Regions from separate parts of the Homo sapiens genome. Here regions 1, 2 and 3 are each linked to region 4. The links are chromatin contacts, found by Hi-C or POLR2A ChIA-PET in ENCODE. All regions are on one chromosome and are shown on one strand. Each heading gives the region's core, a stretch centred on a gene start or an enhancer-like site at or near the end of the contact. The rest is flanking DNA. Distances are from core to core; before and after follow the strand shown.

Region 1 (2,702 bases), core at 25-2,524, 1.1 Mb before region 4:
AATTTCCCTCTGTTGTTCCCAAGCCTTCAGTGAATGCCTGTTTCCCACACCTATCTTTTGTTAATGCATCTTTCTTATGGTCCTAGTTCTAGGCCAGGACCAGCAAAGCCCAAGCAGCAGTTGAGAACTAAGTTCTAAGCTAGCTCCTGAGTGGGCAGGAAGCTCAAGTCCTTTTCTCCCAATGGCATCCTATATCCTGGTGCCACACAAGAATGCCATTCTGGCTGACTTCGCCTCCTGGCCTCTCCCAGTCAGACATACCTGGAGCAGTCAGTGAGCAGTGAGATTGCTAGGGGAGATTGCTAGTGTAGACAATTCTTGCATGAAAAGGGGGATGGGGGTGCAACAGTCTAGCAACCAGCAAGTGATATCAAGAACTAGAGGGTTTTTTTTTTTTTTTTGGTTGGGGAGGAACCCCATTTCACAGTCACCTTTCTGACCCACCATCAGAGCCATCCCATTCCAATCTCATTTTCTTCCTTTCCTCACTCCAAGAGACCGTGACTGTGGGCAGATCCTAGACCCCTCTTCAGAGCTTCGGGCTCTAGGCATTCCTGCGGCCCTCCCCTCCCTATCATTAAAAGGGGTGGGGTCCTGCTGCCTTCTCCAAGTGGTTTCAGCTCTGGATCCTTTGGGGGCAACGGAGCCCACCCGCCTGGAGCTCCATTACTGATGCTGCAAGTTTTTGACTCAGTTTCCCCATATGTGAGTGAGAGTTTAAGCGCGGCAATCTCCAGGGGGGGCTGTCAAGCTGACTCAGATCAGTGAGACGAGGAGGGGGCGGGCATGCTAAGAGCATCCTCCGGCGCTGGCCTGCGTCCCCCCAGGTAAGGCAGCACCCATCTCCAAAGTGGTCCTGTCACCACCTTCCTCTTCCCCCCGCACCCACGCCGCGGGGCGGGGACTAGCGCCGCCTCAAATATTTAGGGCAAGGGAGTGTCCCACTTCTGGGGAGGGGTGCCGTTCGGGCTTCTCTCCTCACCGTGGGTGGCGAAAGGCGGGACGGAAAAGCGCCGTCTGGACAGGCGCGCCCCCCTCAGGGATGCAGGGCCGGGCGGGGGACCCGGCGGCGGCCCAGCCCGGAGGAAGGACCTCCACGCCCCGGCCCGGGCCCCCGGGCCCCCGGCCCTAGGCAGCGCCCGAGGCCGGAACAATAGCGCGCGCGGGCGGGGCGGGGGCGGGGGCGGGGCGCTCCTCTGGGCACCGCCCCCGGCCCGCCCCCCGCGCTCGCAGTCCCGCTCGCACACTGGCTCCCACCCGCCGCCCGCCCAGGCACTGCCCGCGGGAGCCGCCGCCGCCGCCGCCGCGCCCGCCATGGACGTCCGCCTGTACCCCTCGGCGCCCGCGGTGGGCGCGCGGCCCGGGGCCGAGCCGGCCGGCCTGGCGCACCTGGACTATTACCACGGCGGCAAGGTAGGCGGGGGCGGGCGGGGGTCCCCGGCGGGCGGGGCCGGAGTCACCTGGCAGCTCGGGACTCAGGCGCTCCCGGGGTCACACGGGGCCGCGCACATCAGCCCCGCCGACGGGCACGGGCGGCTCACATCGATCCCCTCGCGGCCACGCTCACGCCCTGAGTTGTTGGGATCGCGGGCAGAAGTCATCCCGACAGCCACCCGTGCGACGACACAGTGGCCCCTCACTCGCGTCCCCCTGACAGCCTCGCAGTCATTCACAAGCCGTCACAGTGACCCACAGCCACACGCAGGCGGCCAGGCACTGCTTACACGGTCCCGCCGTCCCACGCAAGTCACCCTGACAGTCACTTATACACAACGACACGCAACCACTCACCCGCAAACAGCCTCACCGCCACAGACGAGTCACCCACAGACGCTCCGATGCCCCACACACCGTGACATGCCCCCACCCGCTGTCACACCCAGGCACAACGGGGGACAGTCACACAAAGAAGTCGCCCGACAGTCACACTCTCGCAGCCACAACGCCTCACCCAGGCGCACGCTGTCACACACAGCCACCCCCCTGGACGGTGAGCCTCAGACACAGATCGTCCTGACGGCCACACAGTCACACGCGGTCACACCCAGGGACGGCCACACCTCGGTCATCCACACTCGCGCGTCGAGGTTTAACTTCTCAGCGCCGCAGCACACTAATTGGGCAGTTTACTAATTGGCCGTCACTGCCTGGCGGGGCCTCGGATTCCGAGTAGGCTGCGGCCAATCGAGGCCTGTGTCCTCCCGGGAGCGGTGAGCCGGCGTCCCTCCAGGCTGGGGCTGTAGTGCCGGACACCCTCCCTCCTCCATGTTTCCAGGATCTATCCCCCCACCCCAGCCAGGTCCCAGCTGCGCTGCGCCGGGCGCATTCCCAGTGATGGAGGCTTGCGTGCCTGGAACCCCGAACCCGAGGCGTCAGGTCCCACTGCCGGGTCTGGCCCAGCCTGGATGGGTTGGGTGCCTCTAAGCAGTCCGCGTCCCCTTCGGTCGCCGGAGAGGGAACTTTCAAACTTAGTTAGGAAGCCAGACTGTCCGCGCGTCCGCCAGTCGGTGCGTCGGTCCCGGGCCGGCTGGAGCCAAGCGCGGGTTTTCGTCACTCGGAGCCCGGATTGAACAGCGCGCGTGGGTTTCCCGCAGCCCTGGCGCAGACGCGTGGGCTCCGTGGCGATGCGGGGTGAGTGCGCGTCCAGTGGCTGGATCGGCGCCCCCCAGGGTCTCTCCCCAACCTCGCAGGCTTTTCGTCAG
Region 2 (2,700 bases), core at 1-2,500, 1.4 Mb after region 4:
TGGACTCCTTATTGGTCTTTTTTGCTGGCACCTTCTTGTCAACTCAATCTATAAAAATTGGGTGCCTAAAGCTTGGAACCTGGCTTCTCTTCTCTCTTAAATCTTACCCTACATAATCTCATCCTACCCAATCCACTTGCCAATGATTTCTAAATTCTTTACATCAGCCCTGACCTTTTCTGTATCAGACTCATATATCTAACTGCCTATTTGGTAGCTGCACTCCAAATATCTAAAACTTAAGATGCCCTAAGAAGATTTCGTAATTATTTCTCACGCTCCCAATCTATCCCAAAGTCATTTAGTAAATGCCAGCATAATACACTTGGTTACTTAAGCCAAAACCAAAAATCTATGATGAAGTCATCTTTGACCACTTATTTCTGTCATTTCTCAAATCCTGCCCTGTCAGTTCCACTTTCAATACACTTCTTGACCCCTCTACTTCTCTTCCTCTCCATTCCCACTACCACAGTCTAAGCCACAATTATCTTTCACCTGCTGACTGCCACTGGTCTAACTGGTCTCCCTGTTTCCTCTTTCGCCCCTAAGGCCTGGAATCTATAAAGCAGCCAGAGAGATGGCACACGAAACAGATCATGCCCTAAGGCTAAGCCCAGCTCCTCAGCCTGGTCCACAAGGAAGGCCTCTGTAACCTCATTCTTCTGCCACTGGTCCCAGCACCCGCCACAGCGGCCCCCTGCCACGTGTCAAACACATCAAACCTGTGTTTTTCTTTACTTGCTGCTCTTCCTGCCTTCAGCTCCCTTCCGCAGACCTCCGCTTGGCTGAATACTTTCTCCAATGCCCCACCCCTCCCAATCCTCGTGGCACTCCCACCTCTGACGTTTCCTTGTTTGCTCACGTGTTTACTGCCCGCCCCAATCCCACCGCGGGAAGCAGCCCCTCAGAGGGCAGGGCCGTGTCCGATTCCGGCCCGGGTCCCGCACCCAGGACGTCGCAGGTGCTCAGGAAATACCAGATGAGCCGGCGTCCGGCAGGTGCCTTGCAGGAGGGCGCTTGGAGACCCCTGCCCCCTCCACAGACGGCGAAACTGAGGCCCGGGGAGGGGCAGGGGCGTGGCGTGCCCCATGTCAACCCGCGCAGATCCCGGGTGGGGAGCCCGCTTCCCTTCTCCAGCCCCGGCCCCCCAGCCTCTGGGAGTGCGCCGGGAGGCCGGCCGCACACCCACTCACCTCGGCCCTGGGAGCTCCAGGCCGGAATCTCCCCACCGGAAGTGCGAGGCCGGATGCCGCCGCCGAACCGCGGCACGGGCGGTAACTTCCGCCGGAAGCTACCCAGGGGCTGGGCGGAGCCGGGGCGAAAAGGCGGGGCGGGGCAGCACGGGGGCGGGGCGTCTGTTGTGGTCGGGTTCTGAGGTGGTCTGGTCTTTCTGAGGTACAGCGTAGTTTTGTCCTCCGCGAAGTCCCTCAGGCTCAGAGCACAGCCGTGTAATTGTCTGCGTCTCTCCCGCGCTCAATCAGGGGCTTGCTTTGGAACCCCGGTGCCTGCTAGTGTTCTGCATACAGTGAGCATCCAAAAAATGGTAACTTGTTTACTTTTACTGAACAAATTGTTTTTCTTATGTCCAGTCTAATGCTGGGCAACCATGGAATGAACCACGAAGATAAGTATCTCATGGGCTTTTTCTTCTGGGAGCTCAGGCCAGCTGGGGCCATTACAACTTAAAACTTGGGCGATCCAGAAGTAATACGAAACATTTGTGAAATATTTTCTGTATGAAACTTTCTAAGAATTATCTCAACTTCAATAGGTTGAGTAGGGAGAGAGCATCCCAGATAGAGGAAATGGGAGAATCCTAAAGGAGGGTGAGAAAGCTCCAGCCGTGCCTGGGGCTCACAGGTTGTTTGTAACTGTGGTGGTTAAAGTAGCCAAGAGGCAGGTTGCAGTGGCCCCAAAATGCCAGCCTAGGGAGTTCAGATTTTCTTCATCTTGCGGGATGGATTAAAAGGGCAGCATTTGCAGTCAAGAACATTAGGCCAGGGCAAGCTAGGGTTGCACATTCAGACCCAGTTTTGTGCCTTTCGCCCTCCTCTAGCCTCCTCCTGGGCTCTCTGGCAGTAAGACCAGCTGCAAACATGGATCCTTACAAGTGACTCAGCTGGGATCCCTGGCCCCTCTGAACAGAAGGCTCAAGGCCAGAGTGTAAGCAGTGTTTTATGCAAACTGCGGCTGTCACCGCCGCCAGCTGGCATCATGCAGGCATTAGTTCATTCAGTGCTTACCAAGCACCTACAATGGTACCCATCACTGCCCAAGGTCTTGGCTTTATTCAGTCCTCAGGCTTGTATTGCATGCACTTTCTATGCCTTTTGAAAGAGCCTGTCCTCACACCCTTCTCTCTCAGAGGCAAGAGATCTATTTTCATCACCACCCTCATTTAAGTCTCCCAGCTACCAAGGCCAAGGTTTGGAGCAACAGCCTAAAACACCAGCTGGAAGGCTGGGCACTATGCACAGGCAACACACAGGGTAAAGAGCGTGTCTTCTTTGTAAGGCACAAGTACTCGAGCTGTTCCCTGGCTGTGTCCCTGGCAGGGAGAAGAGGGAGGATGTGTTCATGGGGGTGTACAGTATGCCTTACCTTGCTGTACCCAGCAGGGTTGAGCAGAAAACGCTTCGTCCCAGTGCAGCAATCTGTGAACACTCTTAACCAGCAGGTGTGTGTCTGTGTGTGTGT
Region 3 (2,700 bases), core at 162-2,661, 1.6 Mb after region 4:
GGTCTGGCACAGAAGAGGGATCCTATAAAACTGCACCACTTGTTACTCTGATGATACTTATGTCAACGATGTAAATGTTTCACTCGAGTCTCCTCTGTGCCCAGGCTCTGTGCTGACCCCTGTGGACACAAAGATGAATTAAGTCCTGGTCCCACTAAAGGAGTTCACAGTCTAATTGAGGAGACTTAAATAGACCATTAGAGTTTAAGTTCATTAACAAAGAATTCTGAGCATAGTATGCCTGGGCCTGGACTGGGGTGGGATAGATGGAGAGTGACCCAGTTTTACCTGGGAGTCAGGAAGGCTCCCTGGAAGAGGTGACATTCCAGCTGGGGGTGGAAGGACAAGTGTCAGTTTGTGGGTGAAGAAGGGAGTTGGACATCCCTGACAGAAGGAACAGCGTGTGCAAAGGTCCTGTGCTCTGACCATCGGGAAATAGGGAGTTGGGAGAACCAGAACAGTGGGAAGCTGAGATGCAGTGAGGCCTGTGGGGCTGGAGTGAAGGTCACAACCTTGAAGCCCTAAAGGCTGAATCATATGCAAATGTGCCTTATTGTGGCCCACTCTGTGTGTGTGTGTGTGTGTGTAAGCTGCCCCCATTTGGAAATAAGGAAGTTTCACATTAAAATCTGGGTTTCCAGCTTTTCTTGAGAGATAAGAAGATCTGGGTTAGAGCTCCCACCTTTGCAACAGGTAGCTGGAGCTGAGTATCCACTACCCACCTTTGACAGGGGAGCAGCCCTGCAGACTGCATCCTGCTGATCAATGAACGGGTCCGTCTGCACACCCAGGTGGCCTTCCACAGGTGCAACCCCTTCCCAGCTCCCGAAGGCATTTGAATTTGGGACTAAACACCCCCTTCTACTATATAATTAATATTTGGAACACAGTAGCTTTTGGAATAATAGCTAATAATAAAAACAATTTTAAGGATTGAAAGCCAGTCCTAAGTCATATTGGATGACAATTCCTGCACGGGGTATTGAAAATGGCAAGGAAACTAGCTGCTGTTTAGTGAGTGCTTCCTCTGAGCCAAGCAGGTGCCAAGTACTAAGCATGTGTTTTCTCATTCAATTCTGGCAACAGTCTTGTAGATGTCATTATTACTTCCATTTCACAGATGGGGAACTGAGGCTCACAGAGAACTGAGGATTTGCCTAAGGTCACATAGCCAAGGAATGGCAGAGCTGAAGATTTGGGTTCATATCCATCACCCCCAATGGCTGACTGTTTTCTCACCTGTAGCCCTCAGTGTCCAAAGTCCCCAGACCTACCCGGTCTTGACAAGTTGCTCAGCTGCTCCTGGGTGGCCTGGCATGCTGTCCAAATGGCAGTGGTTTCAGGCGGGCGGTCGCTGGCAGCTGTGGCAGGTGGAGAGGAAGTGGGGGAATCGCTGGGACTTGGGAATCCCTGCCACTTCTGCTTTTCCACTCTTTAATGAAGCTCTCCTGGCTGCCTTGTCCCGCCCTTTTCGGGGCCCACCTCCCAGAGGGTTGGGCAAGCTGCCTCATCCTCTGCCCACAAGCAAGAGCGGGTGGAAGGTGTGGGAAGAGGAAAAGACAGCCTTTTCCAAGCGATGTCTCTAATCTTGGTAGCAGGAAGGTAGAATTAGCCCCATTTTACAGAGAAGGAAACTGAGGCACAGAGAAACCATACAGCTTCCCTTTCCCTCCCACTCCATAGTTGTGTGCCCCAAGGGGAGCCTGATCCCTGCTCTTGGGACTCACAGGTGATAATCAGACCCCTGCCAAGTACTGGGAGCAGTGGCTCTGGTCTCCTTCCCCAGCCCCCTTCCTGTCTTTAGCCTGACTTGTACCTCGCTTCAAATCTCAGCTCTGTCCCTCCCTAGCTATGAGACCTTGGGCAGGTGACCTCATATCTCTCTGCTGGTTTTCTCCCCTTAAAAAAAGTTTAATGAGGCTGGGCACAGTGGCTCACATCTGTAATCCCAGCACTCTGGGAGGCTGAGGGGGGTGGATCACCTGAGGTCAGGAGTTTGAGATCAGCCTGACCAACATGGTGAAACCCTGTCTCTACTAAAAATACAAAAATTATCTGGTTTGTGGTGGTGCATACCTGTAGTTCCAGATACTCGGGAGGCTGAGGCAGGAGAATCACTTGAACCTAGGAGACAAGGTTGCAGTGAGCTGAGATCACGTCACTGCACTCCAGCCTGGGCACAGAGCGAGACTCCGTCTCAAAAAAAAATAGTTAATGAAAATAACAGTTAACATTTATTGAGCACTTACTATGTATCAGGCATTCTTCTAAACAATTTCTCTTCAAATTCACTGAACACTTACTTTGAACATCCCTTTATGGTAAAGATGTTATTTTCATTCTTCAGCTCAGAAAACTGAGACTCAGAGAGCTACGTCGCCAACCACGCCACTCAGCTATTAATGGTACTGCCGTGATTTCTAACCAGCGGGCTGGCTTCAGGGTATACCAGTTAGCCACTGGGCTCTGCTGCTGTGGAGGGGATAATTCACAGACCTCGTGATTACTTCATAGTACAGCTGGTACTGCAAATAGTAGGTACTCAATAATGTAAATTCCCCACGCACACCCTCTGCAGTTAGTGCCCTGCAGGTCTGCTTTCAGGCTGTCCTGAAAGCCAGTTCCTACCTGGAATGCAGACACCTCTCCAGCATCTCTGTACCCCATCACTCCCAGCAGGCCTCCCCTGAGCCCCCCAGG
Region 4 (2,700 bases), core at 23-2,522:
CTCAGCTTTCTTATCTGTTAACGGTAGGTACTTCTTCCTAGGGCTGTTTTGAGGATTAAGTGAAAGTCCAAGATTGTGTCTGGCACACAGTAGCTTCTCAGCAAATGTTTTCCTCCTATGTCAGGGAATGGCTCCTTTATCCCGTTTTGGGCCCATGGGTGGCCCTGAAGGGTGGGTGCTCAGGTGTTAAGTTCTGTAGATGGCATATCCTTGGGAAAAGCAAGGCAATTAAAAACAGTGAGAGGTTGCTCTGGTTAAGTTTTCTCCTATAACTTTCCCCATGGGTCAATTGGGTAGAATCTGCCATTTTCCTAATACTTACTGATGGTAGTGGCATTCGGAAGCACAATAGCTGAAGCCGGAGCTCTGAGTGGAGAGAAAGGTCTGTTTCTCAGGCCCAAAAAGAGGTTACACACCCATGGCTGTCCAGTTTGGTGGTGCAGGCCCTGAAATCAGACCAAACTGGATTTAAATCCCCAAACCTATACTCTAAGCTATGTGACCTTGGGCTAGATACTTCACCTCTCTGGCCTTATGAAGTAGGAATAATAATAATACCGTCTAGGTTGTTAGGAGTATTAAATGAGGTAAAGCACTGAAAACGTTTAGGGACTGTGTTAAATCATTAAATAAATAAAAACGGGGATGACCTTATCGGCTTGACACAGGGGATTAAATGAGATAATATATGAAGACAAGTACACGGCAAATGCTTAATTAATGTTGCTTATTTTTATGTCTGCAAACTGACTTAAAGGGGAGGCCTTTAAGAAAGACAGTGGGGCAATTTGCGCGTTGATGCATTGTAGGAGAAAATGTGCAGGGGGCCCGTTGGGACCAGAGTTCAACCAGGTAAGCGGCAGAAAACCACAAATACCTCCAGGCGTTCCTGGGGCAGCGCCGCCTCCCCAAAATCACGCAAAACTTGGTTTGCTAAGAATTGTCAGCTCTTCTAAAGGAGGCGCTTCACGCATCTCAGTCTGTGAAATGGGACCCAGGACCCAGGTAGAGGTGCGTTCTCGGCCTGGGGACCGAGTATTTTGTGCGCTCCGGTAACGCAGGAAGACAGCGCCACTGACACTCTAGAGACCAGCGGGCACCGCCTGGAGGCGCCTTCACCACTTGGCGGTTCCGGGTCCGCGCCCCACCGCGCCACAAGACTCACGCCCGAACCACGTGATCAGGGCCGTGGCTCCGCCCCGCTCCCGCGCCGCGCGCCGCTTCCGGTAGGGGCGGAAAGCGGAAGTGTGGGAGGGTCTGCGGGGCGGGCTCAGGAGGTCCGCGGGAGGATGGAGCAGTGAGCGGGTCTGGGCGGCTGCTGGCAGCGCCATGGAGACGGTACAGCTGAGGAACCCGCCGCGCCGGTGAGGGGCCACTGGCTAAGAGGACGGGCATGGGGTCAGGGGAAGAAAAGGCGGGAACTGGTTGAGGGGATACACCTGTGTGGGAGTCCCCGGAGCTAAGCGACCCAGCCGATGGGGCACCTGCTGAGTGAGGGGGGGGACGTCTGGTGGGTGAGGGTCCGGCTGAGGGGAGCATCTGCTAAGGAGGTTAGACTTGGGACCGGTTAGAGGGAGCACTCGCTGTGGTGAGACTGTGCTGAGGAACGTGGGGACAAGTTAGGGAGAGTACCTGCTGAGGCCGGGCCACTCGGGGGAACGCTATCCAAGCAGGGACTCACGGAGGTGGGGGCGAATGCTGAAGCAGGGTGAGAATCTGTGAGGGATCTCTTTAAGGGGGTGGATCGAGAACTGGCCAAGAGGAAGGCCGGGTGGACTTTCTAAGGGTCTGAAGTCCCACTTGAGGGGTGCGGTGGGGGGATCTGTGGAGGGGAAAAGCTTTGCGCCTAAGGCTGAAAGCATGCGAGGAAAGGTTGAGGGTCTAGCAAGGGAGGGGATGGTGGAGGGTAGCATTTCAGAGGATGCTGTTGGTGGTGTCCCCACTGTAGGATGGCATCTTTTATTACTGATGTTCAGTGTCTTCCTAATGGTCTTCACATCCTCCTCAGCTCTTCAGAACCTGACATTGGGAGGTAGGTAAGGAAATAAGAGGATATTTTCGAGATGGGGAGACTGAGGTCCAGAGTAGTTGGGAAGTGTTTCCTTCTTTACTCCGGGTCACTGAACCCTGCCAGTCTGTGCCCTTTTCAGGCCTCAGTTGTTTTGTGAATATCAGCACCAAATCCTAGTGGTACCTGGAATTGCTTTAGTTCAAGATCAGGATGGTGGCTGATCCTAGAAAATCTCAACTCCTGGATTTCCCTTGTGGACATCCCGGGTCTTTTGCCACTCTACCACATCTGGAGAAAAGTAGGGACTAGAGACCGAAGGAGTCATGCTTCTCTGAGGTTCAGTGTGGTTACTTCTATTTCACAGAGACGTCTGACTTCCTGCAGCAGAATGAGCTCTAAAGAAGGAAGTGTTCAGGGTGTGGAAGTGCAGGGCAACCAAGAGGTGAAGAGAAGGGATTGACTGCCTGGGCAGCACTCTTAGGGGTTGTTTGAGCTTGGGGATGTTTGAGGTGCACAAACATTGCAGAAGGCAAATAGGTGGTTGGGATGGGCTTTGGATTCACCCTAGCGTAGTGTGCTGAGACTGTAATAGTAATGATTATTACACTCATATTGCACTTACCGGGTGCCAGGCACTGTTCTAAGTGCTTTCCATGTGTCCTGCTGAAGCATATGAAATTGCTGATATT

The links. Hi-C counts contacts between places; a loop is a spot of excess contacts on that map. ChIA-PET counts read pairs that join two places held with the same protein, here RNA polymerase II (POLR2A). Pooled maps may share reads with other maps.
Region 1: a loop to region 4 is called in a map with no recorded cell type, with 4 times the contacts of the local background. The contact joins the promoter of TOX2 here to the promoter of STK4 in region 4. A Hi-C loop is called at or near these places in 1 of 37 single-sample maps with no recorded cell type and 2 of 50 pooled maps. POLR2A ChIA-PET finds 5 or more read pairs at or near these places in 1 of 52 experiments (A549).
Region 2: a pooled map shows a loop between it and region 4 (32-fold over the local background). The contact joins the promoter of SLC35H1 here to the promoter of STK4 in region 4. A Hi-C loop is called at or near these places in 1 of 37 single-sample maps with no recorded cell type and 11 of 50 pooled maps. POLR2A ChIA-PET finds 5 or more read pairs at or near these places in 1 of 52 experiments (activated T-cell).
Region 3: a map with no recorded cell type shows a loop between it and region 4 (6-fold over the local background). The contact joins the promoter of OCSTAMP here to the promoter of STK4 in region 4. A Hi-C loop is called at or near these places in 2 of 37 single-sample maps with no recorded cell type and 5 of 50 pooled maps.

What each region holds. Positions count from the first base shown.
Region 1 is chr20:43,913,578-43,916,279 of GRCh38, forward strand. It overlaps TOX2 (TOX high mobility group box family member 2), which reads left to right and starts at 1,275. Exons shown (of 9, transcript NM_001098797.2): 1 at 1,275-1,413. The coding sequence starts at 1,315. RefSeq lists silencers at 926-1,045, 1,146-1,245, 1,266-1,375, 1,426-1,515, 2,586-2,645 and enhancers at 1,012-1,729, 1,730-2,447.
Region 2 is chr20:46,363,175-46,365,874 of GRCh38, forward strand. It overlaps SLC35H1 (solute carrier family 35 member H1), which reads right to left and starts at 1,251. Exons shown (of 10, transcript NM_015945.12): 1 at 1,197-1,251. LOC124904917 (a long non-coding RNA gene) reads left to right here and starts at 1,365. Exons shown (of 3, transcript XR_007067614.1): 1 at 1,365-1,546. RefSeq lists a silencer at 972-1,391.
Region 3 is chr20:46,549,243-46,551,942 of GRCh38, forward strand. It overlaps OCSTAMP (osteoclast stimulatory transmembrane protein), which reads right to left and starts at 1,412. Exons shown (of 3, transcript NM_080721.3): 1 at 1,275-1,412. The coding sequence starts at 1,318.
Region 4 is chr20:44,965,240-44,967,939 of GRCh38, forward strand. It overlaps STK4 (serine/threonine kinase 4), which reads left to right and starts at 1,273. Exons shown (of 11, transcript NM_006282.5): 1 at 1,273-1,364. The coding sequence starts at 1,330. STK4-DT (STK4 divergent transcript) reads right to left here and starts at 1,219. Exons shown (of 3, transcript NR_038341.1): 1 at 878-1,219; 2 at 323-446; 3 at 1-209. RefSeq lists a silencer at 1,098-1,347 and an enhancer at 2,488-2,567.